Regions from separate parts of the Homo sapiens genome. Here region 2 is linked to region 1. A link is a contact called in ENCODE Hi-C or POLR2A ChIA-PET data. All regions are on one chromosome and are shown on one strand. The core of a region is the stretch at or near the end of the contact, and the rest is flanking DNA. Distances in the headings are between cores, read along the strand shown. Region 1 holds the start of CAV1 (caveolin 1). Region 2 overlaps COMETT (cytosolic oncogenic antisense to MET transcript).

The links. A loop is a pair of places that touch in the nucleus more often than their neighbours do. ChIA-PET counts read pairs that join two places held with the same protein, here RNA polymerase II (POLR2A). Pooled maps may share reads with other maps.
Region 2: a loop to region 1 is called in a pooled map, with 4 times the contacts of the local background. The contact joins the enhancer-like site here to the promoter of CAV1 in region 1. A Hi-C loop is called at or near these places in 6 of 37 single-sample maps with no recorded cell type and 4 of 50 pooled maps. POLR2A ChIA-PET finds 5 or more read pairs at or near these places in 2 of 52 experiments (MCF 10A and Panc1).

Annotation. Positions count from the first base shown.
Region 1 is chr7:116,522,175-116,527,290 of GRCh38, reverse strand. CAV1 (caveolin 1) reads right to left here and starts at 2,255. Exons shown (of 3, transcript NM_001753.5): 1 at 2,199-2,255; 2 at 602-766. The coding sequence starts at 2,228. RefSeq lists silencers at 554-653, 884-1,273, 3,682-3,976 and an enhancer at 3,902-4,542.
Region 2 is chr7:116,628,689-116,633,804 of GRCh38, reverse strand. The region is part of intron 2 of COMETT (cytosolic oncogenic antisense to MET transcript); the gene reads left to right. Among named protein-coding and RNA genes, the nearest start is that of MET, 41 kb to the left of the region's middle. RefSeq lists enhancers at 1-366, 3,275-3,394 and a silencer at 1,444-1,644. Within about 2 kb of position 2,749, at least 13 of the 41 ENCODE cell types and tissues checked have a DNase peak (open chromatin) inside an H3K27ac peak, as active enhancers do; they include Panc1, where a contact is called at or near this core.

The DNA of each region.
Region 1 (5,116 bases), core at 1,006-3,505:
CAAGTGACTTGTTAGTCTAGTTAAAGTAACTTTCATATGTATATGAATAAGTACGTATTTTCTTTGTCTTTAGTCCTAGGCATTTCCATCCACTGTAGTATTTTTAAGAAAATCACTTCCCATCGTTTTAGTTGGGGGAACATGCCCATCTTGTATTCTGACTCATCCTCAGCACAAGACCTGACACAATTATCTGACTGTCTTAATGCCACGTGCAGTGGGGACCTGTCACTAGACTTTCAACCTGGGAATGGATAGGAACCATCTCACCGTCCCAAGGAGTATGGGCCGTCTGTTGCTGAGGTCAATAGGCTCATTTGCTAGGATAAAAGTGTAGTTATAGGAACTTCTACAAAACTCACTTTAGCTGAATTTCAGCTGAACTAACTATTGGGGGGAGATGGGGGAAGGGAGATGTAACGTTTCTGCCGACTGCGGGAGCTCCCACACATCAAACCCACAAAACTCTGTGTGTGTGTGTGTGTGCGCGTGTAGGGGGCGGGGTGGGGTGTGCGTACACGGCAATGCTAAAGAAGGATGCACGGGCTAACTGCCAGAGGAGAGCTGTCCCAGCCCTTCCCTGTTGGTCGCCTTGGCTTACCTTGACCACGTCATCGTTGAGGTGTTTAGGGTCGCGGTTGACCAGGTCGATCTCCTTGGTGTGCGCGTCGTACACTTGCTTCTCGCTCAGCTCGTCTGCCATGGCCTTGTTGTTGGGCTTGTAGATGTTGCCCTGTTCCCGGATGGGAACGGTGTAGAGATGTCCCTGCAGAGGGCGGAGGGCGGACGGCCAGGACGGGGAGGGCGGCAACGGCGGTGGGAGGAAAAATGCAAAAAGAAAAACAAGCGATGAGAAGTCAGCCTGGCGGCGGGGGAAACCTCGAGCTCGAAATCGAACTAACCGCTCCGACAGCTACGGCTCCGTGCACAGAAACCGCCTGCGCGTAGCCAGCTTTTTAAGAGGATCTCGCAGAGGACACCACACCCCTCTGTACTCTGCAGGGCGCGCCTGCCTCCCCCGCCCGCCGCCAGGGGTCAGGGCAGGCCCCGCCGCGCGGTCCGAAGGCCCCCGCCCGCGCACGCCCCGGCTCAGCACGCAGGACCCGCAGGACCCGCAGGACCTCGGCGGCGAGGGGGCAGCCGCAGGCTTCTCCCGGACTCCCTAAGCCGAGTCGCTCTCGCCCTGAGCGCTTCACCTGTTTCGCGTTCCCGTCCCCGGTCCCTATTACCCCTGCCCCGGTAATCCCTTCCAGCTTTATCTAAGATCCAACAGCAGCCGCCCGACCCGTGGAATGTTCCCTTTATCGCTGCTTCTTGGCCGCATCCCCCTCGCACCTGCCCGCGCCCCCCACCCTGCCTCGGCCCTCTCTTGTCCCTCCACGGCTCTCCCTGCTCAATCCGCCGTGATGATCACAATCCCGAAAGTCCCCATTTTTGGCGGAGCCAGGCACCAGACCCCCTAAATGTCCTAGAACTCAGTCTCACCTGCGCAGCTCCCCCGACCCACCCTCAGGGCACTCCCAGGCTGCGGGCGGGTGGCTGAAGGGCAGCTACGTGTTGGAAGACGAGGTTTCCACACCCGGGCAGAGCTCCAGCGCGTGGAGGGCGTTGGAAGTGATGGTGGCAGTTTGGGGAGGGGAGGTCTACCTCTCTCGGAACACCCCTGCCAGACGCCAAGATGCAGAAGGAGTTCTTGAGATGGTTCAAGAACTTTGGAAAGTGCAAACACACCGCGCGCCGCCTGCGGGACCTGCCGGTCTGGGCGCCTGGCGGAGAGTCCCGGGGACTGTCCCCAGGACTCGGGTAAATAACACCTCCACCCTGCACTCCACCTCTTCGAACCCCCAGCAGGCAGGGCCGGACCGCGGGGGTCCCGCGACAAGGGAGCATCCTAGACCCATCCAGAAAACGCGTCCTGGGCCCAACAGACCCAATCTCAGGACCCCAATCCCCTTTTCCGTGTCCTCCTAGCTCAGGGGCTCCCTAGGCCCCCTCTCCATTAGGAAAACATAAAACATTCCTGGCTTCTCTTCACCTCCCCGCCCAGGCCCATTCCTCAGCGGTGCCAACGCCAGAGGAGTGCTCCGAAGTGGAGAGAGGGCTGGGGCCAGGGCAGCAGTCGGGATATTTGGAGAGGCAGATAGCAGAAGCGGACACTCCCCGCACGCCCGAGCCGGCGCCCCCCCACGGATGCCTACCTCCGAGTCTACGTATTTGCCCCCAGACATGCTGGCCCGTGGCTGGATGAAAACTGTGAGGAGGTTTCCCTGGGCTGTGCTTTAAGGGAACTGAGGAAGGAAGATCTTGTATTGTATGGGGGGAAAAAAAGGCGCTGGAGGGGGGCGGTGGCTGGGAGGGAGCCTCCTGGCCGCCCGCCAAAGGTTTGTTCTGCTCGCGGTTGGCCCGGACGTGTGCTGCGCCGGGTCTAGGCACATCCCCAAGGTTCTGGCAGCAGAGGGCGGGGAGCGCCCGCAGCGAGCAGAGAGCGAGTGAGAACGTTTCTCCCGCGCTGGGGTGCTTGGGCAGATTATTTTAAACCTGAGGCAACATTTTCCCTGCTCTGAACCACCGAGAGGCGTCCCGGGGAGAGCGAATGTTTTCGCAGTGCATCATCTCAGCAGGGGTGGAGGGAGCCGACGCGCCTGCAGAGATGCCCAGTATGGGCAACCAAGGCGGCAGAAACAATCCACAATCCTGCCCTGTCCTAAGCCGTCCCTTCCCACCTCCCCCACCCCCCGCCCATCGCCCAAGTTCCATCTCTGCCTTAAAACACATGTGTCTCCCTGTTTCACAGAGGGAGGGATGAAAGACGGCTAGGAACCTTTAGGTACATTTCACATCTAAACTTTGTGGATCCCTTATGGAAGGAATCTGTGTGGGTGCCTGTGGTGTACTTTTGGTGACACTCGTTTACATCTAGTCGGTGTGGATGGAAACTTAAGCAGGCATGCAGAATTTAACATTTCCCATCCGTTTCTGAAATGTCTCCCAAACGCTTCGAAATAAGAAATGAAGATCTTTAACTTTTCTATAATTTTATTACCGATATTTTCTGGAACAATGGAATTTTATGCCAACAGGTTATGCCATATTTGCAAAATACACAAAATGTTTATAATTGTAGAATTATTTAAAGCTTCAAGTTTATTACCAGAGAAGATTTTTTTTTAATGTGCTTGGCTGTGAGGAAAGATTTGACTTTTCTAATTGACTAGACTTAAAAAAAATGTGATAGCGATTAAAGTATTTTGTCTGTTCCTGAATCTGGGGCTTCTGTCTTTACTTTATTGTAAAGAAGCACAAAATGAATTAAATAGTAATCAGTCATTTTACTCTTGAGCTGTAATTAATCAGGAAACTCATTATCCAAAAATGAAAGGACATGTTACTTATGCTTCCATATGCAGTCAAAAGTCAAAGTATCACTTGAAATTATTTTAAAAAAAAAGCTGGAGTACACTTGAAGGGGCACAGGTTAAAATTAAAATGGAGAGGGGAATGTGGGTTGGGAGTAAGAGGGAGGAGAAAGGGAAATGGATGGAATGCTGAAAGAGTTGATTATTTAGTTAGAGAGAAGACACAAAAGTATAAAAGAACTATAAAGGACAGGCTATTGTTGGTAGCAAAAATTTTTGGAACAAAAGATCAGTTTTAACTAAGAATGGCAGGGAAAGTGTCACAATGTTACAAATGTTGGCATGCCTGTAATTATGTTGGCCATTCATGATTAGCAGACTAAAGATCTTTCAAAAGTTGGATTTTCCCAAATACCACATTAGTGGGAGCTAAATGATGAGAACTCATGGAAACAAATAGGGAAAAAACAGGCACTGGGGCCCACTTGAGGGGTGGAGCGTCGGGGAGGGAGAGGAGCAGAAAAATAACTATTGGGGAGTAGGCTTTGTAGCTGGGTGATGAAATAATCTGTACAACGAATCCCTGTGACACAAAATTTAACAAACCTGCACATGTACTCTTGAACCTAAAATAAAAGTTAAAAAATTTGGAATGCTTTAAAATAAGCTTATTTATGAGTAAACAAATAATTAGGGTCTTCCTTCCTTCCTTCCTTCCTTCCTTCCTTCCTTTCTTTTCTTTCTTTCTTTCTTTCTTTCTTTCTTTCTTTCTTTCTTTCTTTCTTTCCTTCCTTCCTTCCTTCCTTCCTTCCTTCCTTCCTTCCTTCCTTCCTTCCTTCCTTCCTTCCTTCTTTCCTTCCTTCCTTCCTTTTCTTTTTTTCTTTTCTTTCTGACAGGGTGTCCTCTGTCACCCAAGCTGGAATGCAGTGGTGCATTCATAGGTCACTGCAGCCTGGACCTCTTGGGCCCAAGTGATCCACTTCAGTTTCCTGATAGAATGCTGAAACTATAGGTGTGCACCACCACACCCTGCTAATATTTTTAAAAAGTGTTTGTAGAGACGGGGGTCTCACTCTGTTACCCTGTCTGGTCTCAAACTCCTGGCCTCAAGCAATCCTCTTGCCCTAGTCTCCTAATGTGTTGGGATTACAGGCGTGAGCCACTACAACTGGCCAAAAAGTTGCGTTTTCTTAATTTCATTTCTGTCAGATTGCATTTCTAAATTCTTTGAACAAATTATATTAACAAATATTAACAAACACAATACACTAGAAAAGGACTGTCAGGTTCAATATGTTCTATAGTACCTAGCCCACCTCTAATGACTGCCATAAATTCATTTAATTTTTCCTTCATACAAGTCAACTGGGGTTACGTTCTATGGAAAAATGTGGAAACCACTTCCCATCTATTGTTATTCAGTCTTCAGCTGTGATGAGTAATGTTAACTGTGAAAAAAGTCAACAGGAACACAGAGGGAGCTTGTCCTGCATTCCAGCAAGAAAAGGACTTTCCAGGGAGGCCTTTAAGTGAACGCTTAACTAGTACTCAACCGAGGGAAAGCAATCTCGCTGGGAAAGTCCATGTAGAAAAGTCTAATCAACAGCAACACATGGAATCATAATGATCAGTGAAGCGTTGTCAATGCCAAAATGCATTCCTAATGAGAGGAAAAACCACAATCTCTTCATTAACCTGCCTCAACAAGAAGCTGGCACCAAAGAGAAACACATCTTAGTCTGGTTATAATAGCTGACTTA
Region 2 (5,116 bases), core at 1,500-3,999, 110 kb before region 1:
GTTGAGAAATAATCTTGCGGCACTTTCTGTTCTTATTTTTAGGACATCAAGGCGTGTAAAATAACACAAAGAGGTTTGCAAAGTCCAGCTGAAGGGAGCCGGAGCGTCCTGTTTTTACCATCACGCTTCGTTGTTCACGTTGCTTGTGTGTAAAACAGGGTACAGTATTTAGAAACGGTGAAGGAAATGACTGGCCTAAAACTCTTGTGATTCAGTGACTCAAGGATGATTGACACTGTGTAAAAACAGGCACATTAGACCAAGAGATAATTTGAAACCTTATTATTGGGTATTGTTTTTAAAAATTAAACCTATAGACATGAATAAAATGAAAAACTTTATAAGCACAGCTTGTGGAACTGAAAAGGGCCTTAGAGACCATCACTTCCAACGGCCTCATTTTACAGGAGAGAAATCTGAGGACCAGGGAAACCAAGTGACTTTTCTGGGGTCACATGGAATGTCAACAGCAGAGCTGTGAAGGCGTTCAGGTCTGCTAACCTCCCGGCTATGCTCATTCATGGAGAGTGCTTCGAAGAGTGTTTGCAACATTTAGTCACAGTTTATCTTTGGTTAATTCCACATTTACTCCTATTTTTAATGTGTGTGAAAATGGCCCAGATTCATATGATTTGTTGCAGGTCAAACAGATATTAAGAAAAACTGCCAAGCTTGCACCGCTTATGTATAGTTATTTGTTGTGTATGTGCAAGTGTTTGTATGTGTGTGAGCACATAAGCATAATCTCTTTATCTACCATTCCTACATCCAAAAAGCTCTGAAAATTAAACTTTTTCATAAATTTGTGACAAATTCCAGTGGTGCAAAATCAAATCTAGTGTGAACTTATGTGAAGATATTTATAGACTTCACCTACACCAGCCAGTGTAACCCCTTATAGATTTCATTTTAGAAATAGTAATCTGTCTGATTATAGGGTACTACCCTAGATTATCTGAATATGATATGTAACATATGATACTTAACATAGGTTCTATATAATTGATTACATTTTAAAATCCTGAATAATTCTGAATTCTGTTCCCAGTAGTTTTGGATAAGTAATCGTAGACCTTCAATTAGTCCATAATGTAATTTCATTACATTAGTTTAGGCAGTTTTGGCTTATAACCATGCAACTCAGAAAATTCTTTACATATGTGATTCCCTTGGTTTCAAAATATGTGAAACCAGGGGGATTAAATGAGATAAACAAAGTGCTGTCTATGTGGTTATAAATATATAAAAATGAGGAGCTTAGTTTCATCACTACTATTTGTGGTCAGGAAGCCCAGGGTAAATTCAGTGTTTAGTTGTGACAAGTGCCTCATTCCAAGTTTCTGATAAAATCATCTGTCTCCTTTTCCTTTTCCTCCCCCTTTTTTGTAACTTTTACTTTATAGCCTTCTTTTATGTTTTTTTAAATTCTAAGCTGTATCAAATGTTAGCACATATGTGGGGAATGAATTAAAGATTTTCTACCACAAGTCTCACAGTAACTCTGTGTTCTGTTATTTAATCCATGGTGAAATTGAGGACTAATCAGTCAACTAATGTTTATAGTTTACAGTTCAGAATGTGTATGCTGAGTAGGCTAAGTAGGTTAGAGTTTACATGGATTTGGCCAAATTTGACATGATATATTCTTTCTTTTTATTGTAACCCTTATATTTAACCAAAGTCTAGATAAATGCAATGTCCTTATAATCTGTGTTCAGTCTCAACAACATCGACTGCTGAGCCCCACAGCACTGGATTTAGTCCCAGCTGGAGTTCCAGCTTGAAGGGCAAACTCATAACAGGGCCAGGTCTTTCCTTGTTTATAGGAAACTTCACCAATTGAAAATTTTGATCTGTCATATACTGTCAGGATAAATACACACACACACACACACACACACACACACACATATATATATACACACACACACACACACACACACACACCGCAGATGGGTGAGAATTGAACATCTTGAATTTTTCATTGTCCCTAGTCAGGATACTAAGAGTATATTTTGTAGATAAAAGTCATCCTTTTTGGTGTGCATTAGTCCCATCATAATATCACATGTGTTCCTAGTTATGTAAATTCAATTTTCAGATAATCAAGTTAAATGTAAGACATTTGCTTATTGCAATATATGCAGATCTCAGTGGAGGAGGGTGTTCCCTTCTTTTGTCAATAGTCCCTATAATATGGCAGTTACTTGGATTGTATTATTTAAAGGGCATGCATGATGTAATCCAACCCTGTCTTTTTACCACCAGATCAAACAGAAAATAGTAGGATCTAATGGAAAGATACAGGACTAAGAATCAGGTCTCATCTGGCTCTGTGACCTCAGACAAGCCAAAGCTTCTCTGGGCCCCGGTTTCTTCTTTTACAAAATGAAAGGGCTGTATTAGACTACCTTTAAACCTTGTTCAGCTCTAGAATGTTACAATTCTATGAGAATGACCATTAATAAGCTCATAGTCTGTTTTGGATCTTCACTGGGAGGAGAGCTCTAAGTATGGGACAGCTTTTCTTTGCTGGAGAATACACTTTTAAGCTTGAGACTCTGAAATGACTGGTGGAAAAGGGAGAGGCTTGCACCGGTTCAAGAGAGCCTTCTTTTCCCTAAGGACACGTGCTGTAGTCTTCTGACTGTTTAATGACGCAAGGGGAGGGGCGCGTCACAGCAGCTGAGCCTGTGGCTCTGACTTGGCAACTGACTCACTGGCGTCCTGGCTTCTGAACCTTGGAAGAGCCCATAGAAGCGGTAGTGCTGAGTCCAAGAGTATAGAGAAGTGGGCGGAGTGGACACTACCTGCTTTGTGGCAGAGCAAGCTCAGGTCTAGGAGAGGTGGTAACGGTGAGGCAGTGAGCATGGAGTCAGGTAAAAGAGGACCTTGTGAAGGAAGAGGATAATAAGCTTTGCATAAGCAATGCATGGAAAATGGACCCTGAATGATTAGACAGTAGACGCCTTTAAGGAAAAACTCATTTTGTGGATTACCTCAGATGTAATGGATATTCTTTACATCATACATAAAGATGAACTGTTTGATCTGTTTATCTACTACAGTCAGAGCACTAAGGTTTACTGAGTACTGTTGGCATATACTGTGGAAAGTGCTCTATATTCATTAGGTCTTTTAATCACATAACCATAGGAAGTAGGAATCATTATTCCCATTTTACAGATAAAGAGTCCGAGGTTTAGGTGACTTACATAATGCCCAATGACACACAGTGTTTCTTCTCTCCTGTGGAGACAGTTTGAATTCACTTTGGCTAAGTGAAACTGAAGGTAGCAGTCAGTGAAACCTGTCTCTTCATATGAGTGAAACCGAAGGTAGCAGCCAGTCAAATCTGGCTCTTTAGATATAGAGAGAAATTTAAATAATTTTTTAAAAAGTTTAACTCTCTCAGCTATGCTTGACTTCAGTACTCTGGTCTTACTAGGAACTGAACATTTTTATTTTAGTAGTCAGTCACTAAACATTGATTGTTTCTCCCCCTTTTCATTTCTGCTTAAGAATTCTAATCTACTCCCAAGGCAAATGGATACCTTTGGCCAATCAAAGAGAAGGTCAAGTAAAATGAAGTGTGCAATAAAGAAGCACATAAATATATTTCAGAAAAAAATGTAAGTTACAGTTTCTACTGTTGCTGGTCTTTGCTTTCGTCTGCCTTTTAACCCTTTCATGGCACGGTTATGAAGTCTCTTAGTTATCAAACTATGATCTTCAGGTCAAATCTGGCCATCTTATTTTGTATGGCCCATGAGCTAAGAATAATTTTTACAAATAAATATTTGCAATTTATTTGATGATAGGGAACTCTAACTTTTTTTTTTTTTGAGACAGGGTTTCACTCTGTCACCCAGGCTGTTGCCATGGTGTGATCATGGCTCACTGTAGCCTTGACCTCTTGGTGCTCAGGTGATCCTCCCAACTCAGCCTCCAGAATAGCTGGGACTGTAGGTGTGTGCTCCCACACCCAGCTAATTTTTCTATTTTTTATAGAGATAAGGTTTTGTCATGTTTCTCAGGCTGGTCTCAAACTCCTGGGCTCAAGCCATCCACCCAGCTTGGCCCTGCAAAGTGCTGGGGCTACAGGCGTGAACCACTGGGCCCAGTTAGAACTGTAACTTTAAACTCCTGATTAAGTGAATTTCATTCTTTTCATTAGTAGACCTGTATTCCAAAAGAATTGTACCGAATTGTTATAATCACTATATTTTGAATTTTACCAATAAAAATGTTGTGAAAATATATTTTCTTTCTTTTTATGTAAGTGTCTATGTACTATCCTTGATTTTGCTTCTTGGTCCACAAAGTCTAAAATATTAACCATCTGGCCCTTTAAAGAAAAAGTCTGTTGACCTCTCTCCTAAGGCATGAGGCTACAGTAAGAGATTTCTCTGTGCAAAAACATGCCCTGAAGAGGCAAACTCGGTAAGGTGAACAGAGGATACTTCCCTTCTCTTCCAATAATTGGCAAGAAACAGCCTTTGTTCCCAGAGAAATTTTAGAGAAACATGAAAACAAAACAGGTTTCAAAAGTCTCTATGCTTTTTTACCTTTCTTTAAACAACTTTCTTCTAAAAAACCTAACCAGGATTGTACAGACAGACATTCACTGGGCCGGTGCTCACACTATGCTAAGGAAGTTAATGTGTGCCCAGGCTAAATCATAGTTAGAAACAAATGCAGCCAGCCAAGTCAGGCATGATTCACGTCACTTAAGTACAAATAGCTTAAAGGGCACCTGAACTAATTCACAACTAATTAAACTCTTACATTTATTATCATCTAAATCTAAAACTTAGGTGATCTCTTTGGTGGGCTGTGATTTTTTCCTAATCACTATTAATATTTTTGACTTCAGTTAGCAATCATAATACTAGATGTACTTACTTTGATTTTTTAGAAATAACTCATATTTCCTTTCATTACTCCAAATGGTGAAATGTGTTTTGTTTTCACTTTTCACATCATACATTGATCCATTTAATATATAGGTTAGTATTTAATTGTGATAATAATTGGTCTTTACTTGATGAAGTAAATTTTTTTGTTTATCCCTTTTAGGTATCATTATAATTGTTTCATGGTTAATATTGTATGG